Linked DNA regions of Homo sapiens: region 2 is linked to region 1. A link is a contact called in ENCODE Hi-C or POLR2A ChIA-PET data. All regions are on one chromosome and are shown on one strand. The core of a region is the stretch at or near the end of the contact, and the rest is flanking DNA. Distances in the headings are between cores, read along the strand shown. Region 1 overlaps TPST1 (tyrosylprotein sulfotransferase 1). Region 2 holds the start of LINC03011 (long intergenic non-protein coding RNA 3011).

The links. Hi-C counts contacts between places; a loop is a spot of excess contacts on that map. ChIA-PET counts read pairs that join two places held with the same protein, here RNA polymerase II (POLR2A).
Region 2: a map of chondrocyte shows a loop between it and region 1 (7-fold over the local background). The contact joins the promoter of LINC03011 here to the enhancer-like site in region 1. A Hi-C loop is called at or near these places in 1 of 168 maps with a recorded cell type or tissue (chondrocyte). POLR2A ChIA-PET finds 5 or more read pairs at or near these places in 4 of 52 experiments (BJ, H1, HEK293 and 1 more).

What each region holds. Positions count from the first base shown.
Region 1 is chr7:66,280,097-66,285,091 of GRCh38, reverse strand. All of the region lies in intron 2 of TPST1 (tyrosylprotein sulfotransferase 1), which reads right to left. Among named protein-coding and RNA genes, the nearest start is that of TPST1, 77 kb to the right of the region's middle. Within about 2 kb of position 3,156, at least 15 of the 41 ENCODE cell types and tissues checked have a DNase peak (open chromatin) inside an H3K27ac peak, as active enhancers do.
Region 2 is chr7:66,490,854-66,495,817 of GRCh38, reverse strand. It overlaps LINC03011 (long intergenic non-protein coding RNA 3011), which reads right to left and starts at 2,186. Exons shown (of 2, transcript NR_134573.1): 1 at 2,081-2,186; 2 at 344-563. RefSeq lists enhancers at 2,288-2,497, 3,992-4,597.

The DNA.
Region 1 (4,995 bases), core at 1,907-4,406:
TCATGACTGGGAAGCTGGGCTTACCTTGAAGATAATAAGGAATAAGTGAAGAGTTTTAATAACAACTGATATGAACAAAGTATTATTATTAGCATTCAGTGCTGATAACTATGGGAAGAATAATTGGAGAATGAGGCAAGTGGGGTCAGGAAAATCAGAACAGATGCTCAACATGTTGGAAGAAAAGAAATGATTAAGGCTTCAATTAGATTAAATGAATTAGAAATAGAGATGAGACAAATTCCAAAGATAATTTTTAAAACTGCTAAGACACTGGGAGACCAAAGTGGGTGGATTATTTGAGGTCAGGAGTTCGAGACCATCCTGGCCAACATGGCGAAATCCCATCTCTACTAAAAATACAAAAATTAGCCAGGTGTGGTGGTGCATGTCTGTAATCCCAGCTACTTGGGAGGCTGAGGCAGGAGAATTGCTTGAACCCAGGAGATGGAGGTTGCGGTGAACCGAGATCACACCACTGCACTCCAGACTAGGCAACAGGGTAAGACTCCATCTTTAAAAAAAAAAAAAAAAAAAAAAGCTAAGACAGTGGCCAATTAGATAAGGCGGGGTGAAGAAAAAGAGAAAGGAGTCTATGATTAATTAATATTTGACTTGAAGGACAGATGTTTGTCTGTCATTCAATAATATAGACAGTATGAAGAAAAAGCATGTGGGTTTTTGATATTGTTGCTTTGTTTTGTTTGACATGTAGAGAACAATAAAAAAAATGTAAATTAATAGTAATCAGAAGGTCACCAAAAATCTAGAGAAAAAATCTGAATTGACTGGAATGTAGTAGATGCTCACTAAACAACGGCTATTATTATTTCACACTGATGGTAGCTCTGCTTCATCAGAATAGTGAAAGCCATATTTATCATTATGATTGAATAAATGATTTGAAGAAAAAGTATAATCATTTCTTGTCTGAAAAAGAGCTCTAAAATAAAAGACTTTGCAAAGGCTTTGCTGTATAACCACTGAGTTTACAAGAGCCGCTAGCAGCAAATGCAGTTAACTATGGCCTCTCAAGGGGAAGAACATGGGAAACCTATGCATATCAGTCAAGTGTTTCTCTTTAAGATCAGCAGAAATGACATTTTATATATATCAAGCATAAAATTCAAATTCAACAGTCACTTCTTAAATACCCACTATGTGGGTTTGATATTAAGGATACAAAGATGACTGACTAGGCCATGGCCTACCTCTCAAGATACTCAGAATCCAGCAAGAGAGACAAAGGTACACATAATACATAGCATCATAAATGAAATGACAGAGGTTAGAGACAATATGACAGAAGTAGGCCATTCTTTTCATGGGGTAACACATGACTAGGGCAAGTTACTAAGCAGCTAAGGCAAGGGTTAGCATCTATGAGTCACACATTAAATTAAATTGACTCACACTGCCTGTTTTTGTCTGGCCTGCAAGCAAAAAATGGCTTTTACATTTTTAATGTTTTAAATAAAAATAATCACATTTCATTACACATGAAAATCATGTGAAATCTGAGTATCAATATCCATAAGTAAAGTTTACTGGAACACAGCCACACTCATTCATGTATAGATTGTCTATGGCTGCTCTTGTAGTACAACGGCAGAGTTGAGTAGCTGAGGAAGAGACCATATGGCTTGCAAAATCTAAAATATTTACTATCTAACCCTTACAAAAAAACTTTGTCAACCCTGATGTAGGACTGTATCCTAAGGAAAAATAGGCTTTCTGTGTGTGGTCTCAGGTGATGTCTTCCTGACAGAAGGACCACATCAATATTCACATTCATGGAGATAACCTGGGGTTTTTTTTGTTTTTGTTTTTTGAGACGGACTCTTGCTCTGTCACCCAGGCTGGAGTGCAGTGACGCAATCTCAGCACACTATAACCTCTGCCTCCTGGGTTCAAGCGATTCTCCTGCCTCAGCCTCCTGAGTAGCTGGGGATTACAGGCCACCACCATACCCAGTTAATTTTTGTATTTTTAGTGGGGTTTTGCCACATTGGCCAGGCTGGTCTTGAACTCCTGACCTCAGGTGATCTGCCCACCTCGGCTTCCCAAAGTGCTGGGACTACAGGCATGAGCCACCGTGCCCAGCCACGTGGTATGGTTAGAGAATAGCAAGTGAGGAGAGCTAAGAATGTATTGAAGCTACTAAGTTGGGAGGATGGAAGGGAGAAAAGAAACAAGTGTTTACTCAGTGTTGCACTTATCGGGTTCAAGAAACACATTCGTTCAACCCAAAGGATAGATCATTAAAATAAAATAGAAAATGAGAACAAGATACGATGCAGTCCCAATCTTCAAGGAGGTCACGGTCTGGTTGGGGAGCCACACAAACATTCCACATTGAAACTCTCAGAGTTGCCTCTTAGTCCCGCATCAGCTCTCTGGGCTTCACTTTTCCCTCTTTCCATGGGTTCTAGTTATTTAGCTTATGTTTTTCTAAGAGGCAGCAAAGTGTAGTGGAGAGAACGCAGACCTGGAAGTCAGGTCTGTATGATCCAGTTTTGTAATCTAAGAAAAACTCTGATCCTAAGAGACTGAGGATAATGACCACTAACAGACGGAGACACAGTTTCCAAAACATTTTCAAAGCAGGAGTTGACAACTATTGCTCCAATCTGGCCTGCTGCCTGTTATGTAAATAAAGTTTTACTAGAACATAACCATGGCCATTTGTTCCTGTACTGCCTATGGCTGCTTTTGCTCTATAACAGAAGAGCTCAATGCTTACAACAGAAATCATATGGCCTGCAAAGCTAAAAATATCTGGCCCTTTACAGAAAAAGTTTGCCAACTTTTGTTCAAAAGGACACAGTGATTAGAGGGAAATGGGCCTGGAACTGAGAGCCTAATTTTCTTTTCTCGATAATAACCTGCAGACTGCAAGGAGCTCATTAAATCTCCCCTATTCCTTCAGTCCTTACAGAATTAACCAACACTTAGATCTAAAGCATACTACGGTATGAACTAGATACCATTCTACACCCCTTTAGCTTACTGAGACCTCAAAACATAGTGCCTCACAGACTGGTACATTTCAATACACACGGCCCATGCACACTGAGACAAGATATCTGTGACTCAGCAAGTTCTCCCCAGTCCCAACTGCCCAGGCTTCCTTCCGTCTGTGGCAGTCACAGTGGCGGCAACTCCTCCTCAAGGAATGGGGTCTATGCCAAAGTCTTGAATGACTGAGGTGAATACAATTCTCCACGACATTCATTTTAAGCATGGATCTTCCACGAGACTCAGTTAAACACTACAGCCAGGCTGACTGCCAAACCACAGGTCTGAATTATGATACCCAGCAACTACTACAAGAAACCAAATCCTCCATATTAAAGCATAGGGGATGGAACAGATATGCAAAAAGGAATGAGTGAAAGAGTACATAATCCAAGTGGTTAGGTTTATTACAGTAAAACATGTAATGAAATACCATTAAAAACCATGTTTTCAAAGACTTTCACTATTAGAAAATGCTCAGGTCATGTCTTGTGAAAGAAGATTTTAAAATGTATATACAATAGAAATTCAACTTTGTGAAAATGTGTTCTACAGACCAATAATGAGTTCCTAAATTGAATTAGTACTAAAAAACCTACCAACCAGAAAAAGCCCTAGACAGGAGGGATTCATAACCAAACTCTATCAGATGTATAAAGAAGACCTTGTACCAAACCTACTGAAACTATTCCCAAAAATTCAGGAAGAGGGACTCCTTGCCAACTTATTCTATGAGGTCAGCATCATTCTGACACCAAAACCTATCAGAGATACAACAAAAAAAGAAAACTTCAGGCCAATATCCCTGATGAACACAGATGCAAAAATCCTCAACAAAAATACTAGGAAACAGAGACTAGAAGCACATCAAAAGCTAATCCACCACAATCAAGTAGGCTTTATCCCTGGGATGCAAGGTGGGTTCAACATACACAAACCAATAAATGTGATTCATCACATAAACAGAACTAAAGACAAAAACTACATGATCATCTCGATAGACACAGAAAATGCTTTCAATAAAATTCAGCATCCCTTCATGTTAAAAACTCTCAACAAGCTAGGCATCGAAGGAACATACCTCAAAACAATAAGTGATATCTATGACAAACCCACAGCCAACATCCAGAACATGCTGAAATGTTCTGGAGGGCCCACAGATGTGGAAATTATGTATTTGTAAGAATTATATTAAACAATCTTTATTTGATAAATAGTACCTTACAATTCTAATGCTATCTATCAAACTTCAATAAGAGCAATTTCAGCATCAAGTAATGAACAATAGCTAAACTAACAAGAAATCAATCAAAAGTGCTTTAAAGGGAGCAGCACCAGTTGATGTGCTGCTGGAAGCATACCATACTGGAAGTATTCCCATTGAGAACCAGAATAAGACCAGGATGCCCTCTCTCACCACTCCTACTCAACACAGTACTGGAAGTCCTAGATAGAGTAGTAAGAAAAATAAAGGCATCCAGGAAGAGTGGAAGTCAACTATCTTCCATATTTGCAGACGATATGACTTTATACCTAGAAAACCCCACAGTCTCTGCCCAAAAGCTTCTAGATCTGATAAACAACTTCAGTAAAGTTTCAGGATACAAAATCATTGTACAAAAATAGCATTTCCATACACCAACAATATCCGAGCTGAGAGCTAAATCAAAAACACAATCCCATTCACAATAGCCACGAAAACTTGAACCATGTGTGTCAGACCCATGACCTACAAGAAGATGGCCCAAGATCTGGCCCAGGAATTGGAGAAAGACGCTTCCAATGCTTAGAGGAAGGTCCTCTTCTATGAGAAAACAGCCCAAGAATGCTGGGTGGCTTCCACGTCCACTGTGCGAGTGCTCTAGGTGCTCTGGAAAGAAAATGACCACAATAGGCAGAAGCCAGCTGACTGTGAGGTCAAGTTTCAGCCTTTCCCAAGCTGTCCTTTGGTGCCAGGATTTCCGTCTGCAGCCCACA
Region 2 (4,964 bases), core at 937-3,436, 210 kb before region 1:
TCCTGCCTCAGCCTCCCAAGTAGCTGGGACTAAAGGCGCCCACCACCACGCCCATCTAATTTTTGTATTTTTAGTAGAGATGGGGTTTTGCCATGTTTGCCAGGCTGGTCTCGAACTTCTGACTCCAGGCGATCGACCACCTAGGTCTCCCAAAGTGCTGGGATTACAGACATAAGCTACCGTGCCCTGCCAACATTTAGGTAGAAATCTTACACATATTCCTATCTTTGTTCTCTCCCCACTTACATTTCTGACCTCTTCTTTACAGCTAAGAACAAATCATTTGTGGACTTGAAAAGAGTTATCATAGTAACTGAAAAAAAAACCCCAAAAACCAGAAGAGTTAAAATGCCATTCTTGCTGCTCTTTTAATTAATCAACCCTAAAAAGGCTAACTCACTTGGACACTACTTAATTAACAATCAATTAGTAAGGAAAAGATATTGAAGCAGTAAACTTAAGTGGCGGCGAAAAGTTCTGTTGACCAAACATGGATTCTCTCCTCCTAGAACCAAGTTACAGTTGGAGTTACAGAAAATACTTTGAACAGGTCCTTCGGCATCCTGTAGGAAATCAGACAAAAACACAGATCAGTTACTTTCTCTTTTTTCTTTTTTTGACACAGTGTCTCACTCTGTCGACCAGGCTGGAGTGCAGTGGCGAGATCACCGCTCACTGCAGCCTCCACCTCCTGGGCTCAAGCGATCCTCCCGCCTCAGCCCCGCAAGCAGAGGGGACTACAAGCCCGTGCCACCATGCCCAGCTAATTTTTTGTGTGTGTGTGTGATGGAGTCTCGCTCTGTGGCCCAGGCTGGAGTGCAGTGGAGCGATCTCCGCTCACTGCAAGCTCCGCCTCCCGGGTTCACACCACTCTCCTGCCTCAGCCTCCTGAGTAGCTGGGACTACAGGCGCCCACCACGACGCCCAGATAATTTTTTGTATTTTTGTAGAGACCGAATTTCACCATGTTGCCCAAGCTAGTCTGGAACGCCTGAGCTCAAGGGATCCGCCCACCTAGGCCTCCCAAAGTGCTGGGATTACGGGTGTGAGCCACTGGGCCGGCCCAATAACTTTCTTCAGTCTGAGCATGAGCACTGGAAGAAAAGCTCTCACTTGCATATATTTTTTTTTTAGAGACAGGGTCTCCCTCTGTCACCCAGGCTGAAGTGCAGTGGTGTAATCTCGGCTCACAGTAACCTCAACCTCCCGGGCTCCATCGCATATATATATATATATATACACACACATATATATAGTTTTTTATTTTTTAGACGGAGTCTTGGTCTGTCGCCCAGGCTAGAGTGCAGTGGCACGATCTCGGCTAACTGCAGCCTCTGCCTCCCGGGTTCAAGCAATTGTCTGCCTCTGCCTCAACCTCCCGAATAGCTGGTATTACATGTGCCCGCCACCACGCCCGGCTAATTTTTGCATTTTTAGTAGAGACGGGATTCACCATGCTGGCCAGGATGGTCTTGAATTCCCGACCTCGTGATCCACCTGTCTCGGCCTCCCAAAGTGCTGGGATTACAGGCGTGAGCCACCGCGCCCGGCCCGATCGCTTATATTTTTAAAAAGATGTTTTCTTGGTTTCCTAGCCCCTCGTACCCCCTACAAAGTTCCAAAGGCTTTGATGTTGTTGCAACGGCCATCAGAGGTCAAGCCGAGGGGTGCAGCTCCCTAATGCGGTGCAGCCTCAGACGGGGCCGATCCTGCCCAGGATGAGCGGCGCCAGGGGTGGGGGACGCTGCCGGCGTCCCCGGGACCTGGCTGGGGGAGGAGTTGGGGGGCGCACCTACACAGGCTCAGGTGACGCGAGTGTGCGGCAAGGGCTGTAGCCGGAGCTAGCGGACTTGTGGCCACTGAGGAGCTTCTGCCTGAACGTGCCCTCCAGGCGACAGCCGCTTGGTGCGCAGCGCCTGCTCGCTAAGCGTCAGGCCCTTGCTGCGCCCTACGCCGCAGGCTGGGAAGTAGCGCAGGCAGTAGTAGTACAGGCAGCGGTAAAGCTCCTCCTTGTAGCTTATTGGTGTCGGCGGCCTGGTCTGGGCCTGCGGACCCTAACCCACCGCCTGCTGACACTGACCGGCAGTCTGTGGCCATGCGTCTGCGCATGCGCTCTCCTGGAATACCCAGCCGCTGCGCCTCGAGTTCCGATTGGTTCTACAGAAGGGGCGGGCCTGTGAGATATCACAGGGGCGCGCCTCAGCTGACGTCACAGGCGCGGGCCTTCCGGCGTCGTAATAGCGCCGGCCTTCGGCGACGTCACAGTGGCGCTACAGTGCCTGGAGCTGCGCTGGTTTTTCCTCGGAGTGGAGCCTGGTAACCGCGACTTCCCCGCCATGTTCTGTGTGTTGCTGGCTGGAGAAGGGTGGTTGACAAACTCCGACCCAGCACAGTGTTTCTGTGGGTCAAAACTAGAAAACTATGTCCAGGCTCGGCCGAGGCGGAAGGATCCGTTCAGGCCAGGAGTTAAAGAGCTGCCTGGGCAACATGGCGCGACCCCATCTCTGTAGTCCCACCTCAGCTTCCCAGATACTTGAACCCCAAGGTTCAAGGCTGCAATGAGCTATGATCCCATCACAGCACTCCATCCTGCGAGACGGAGGTAAACCTTGTCTAAAAAAATAAACTATCCAAGTGTACAACAGGGAGGGACTGCTTAAAGAAAACATGATAATTGTATGTTCAAATACTTTTAACAAGTGCAAAATGTATAGGCTGAAATAAATAGGGCTGGCCGGGCACGTTGGCTCACGCCTGTAAATTCCAACATTTTGTGTGCTCGAGGCATTCCGATCAGTAGACATGGGTGAAACCCCATGTCTACTAAAAATATAAAAATTAGGCCAGGAACTTTGCATCGTTTTAGGGGGCTCGCATCTCCCTAAGGGCCCGGTAATTGAACCCCTTGGACCTGAGGGTGAGAAACCTTGGCTCAGTTCTTCCCAGGGTGATCAGCCCAGGGGTAAGCGAGGAGAGACCAGAAAACAGGACCCATGAGAAGGTCCCCCTCCTGGAGTTTGAGGCCCATTCCTTCTTGTCCCTGCGTCTCCTCTTTCCAGGACTCCTCCCTGCTCTGCCCCACTCCTGGGAGTGGGGTCATGGCCATGGGGGGCTGCTTTTGGGTACAGGCCCCAGCGGCAACCCTGGGCCCAAAGTGGGCAGGCTCACCTGGAGGGGATCAGAGTCACATGGCAAGACGCAAGGGGAAAAGCCGCGCTGGAACCGCACCTCTCTGCCCCCTGATGTCAGTGGGTGCACTCTTCCCTCACCTCACTCAGGCAGCGGCTTGAGTTCCATGGGAGCACTGTCCTGCTCCCTCTGCTGCCTCTTTTTAGTCTTGGGGCTACTATAACACTTTCCCTTCCCCAGCCCTGCCAACCTGGTGGGACATTGGGCTTCCCTCTTCCTGGGGACAGGCGGGTCCTGGGGACAAGCCTGTCCTGTATCATACCTGCAGCGAGACTCTTTTTTTCTCCAGGACCTGCGGAGCAGCCAGGCTTCATGAGTTAAATGCAGATCTGAACCATACCCAGTTGGGATTGGGGTACACACTCTACTCCTCTGAAAACTAGCTAGGGGTTCGAACTTGGTGAGAGGGAGAGTGGGACAGAGCCAGACCAGACAAGGACTGATCACCTGGAAAAACCTGCCATCAAAGACCTTGACGAGTGCTGGGGGCGGTGGCTCATGCCTGTAATCCCAACACTTTGGGAGGCTGAGACAGGTGGATCACTTGAGGCCAGGAGTTCGAGTCCCGCCTGGGCAACATGGCAAAACCCTGTCTCTACTAAAAATACAAAAATTAGCTAGGTATGCTATGCTCCTGTAATCCCAGCTACTCGGGAGGTTGAGGCAGGAGAATCGTTTGAACTGGGGAGGTAGAGGTTGCAGTGAGCTGAGATTGTGTCACTGCCCTCCAGCCTGGGTGACAGAGTGAGACTCCGTCTCAAAAAAAAAAAAAAAACCCACCTGAAGAAGGTTTCCAGTTCTGCCAGCAGTCCCCCATCCAACCCCCAGAAGCAGACATTCCTTTGCTGTGGGCCATGGACAGGCAGAAGGAAGCGCCTCCTCATGGCAGAGGCCTACCCAGGAGAAACCCAAGGGAAGGCACTGCCTGGCCAGCCCCTCTGCCAAAGCCATTTTCTTTTTTCCTTTTTTTTTTTTTTTTTTTTTGAGACACAGTTTCACTCTGTCTCCCAGACTGGAGTGCAGTGGCATGATCTTGGCTCACTTCAACCTTCACCCCCTCCCCCGCCCCCTGCCGGGTTCAAGTGATTCCCATGTTTCAGCTTCCTGAGTAGCTGAGATTGCAGGCATGCGCCACCACACCTGTCTAATTTTTGTAGAGACGGGGTTTCACCATGTTGGCCAGGCTGGTCTGGAACTCCTGACTTGAAGTAATCTGCCCACCTCGGCTTCCCAAAGTGCTGGGATTACAGGCGTGAGCCACTGCGCCTGGCCCCTTCAGGTGGGTATTGAGGCTTCACTACAATACTAGTTCCCCGTTGCTGCCGCAATAAATTACCACACACTTAGTGGCTTAAAACAGCATAGAGGTATTCCTTTACATTTCTGAAGGCCAGAATTCTAAAGTCAGTCCCACTGAGTCAAGGTGGGAGCAGGGTCAGTGCCTTTCCAGGCTCTGCGGGAGAATCCGTTTCCTGGCCCTGGAGGCGGCCTGTACTCCTCAGCTTGTGCTGCCCTTCTCGAATGACTCGCGTTTCCTGCTTTCATCACTACACCTCCCACCGCTCTCCATCACCTGCTCTGCTCTTATAAGGATCCAGGTGAGTACATAAACCCTGTGGGGACAAGCTGGCCAAAGACTCTTAACTTCATTATACTTGCAAAGCCCCTTTTGCCATATAAGGTCATGTTCACTGGTTCCAGGGATTATGATGTGGGCATCTTGGGGGCATCAGCCTACTACAGCTAGGCTGCAAAACTATTACACCCTCCTGGTG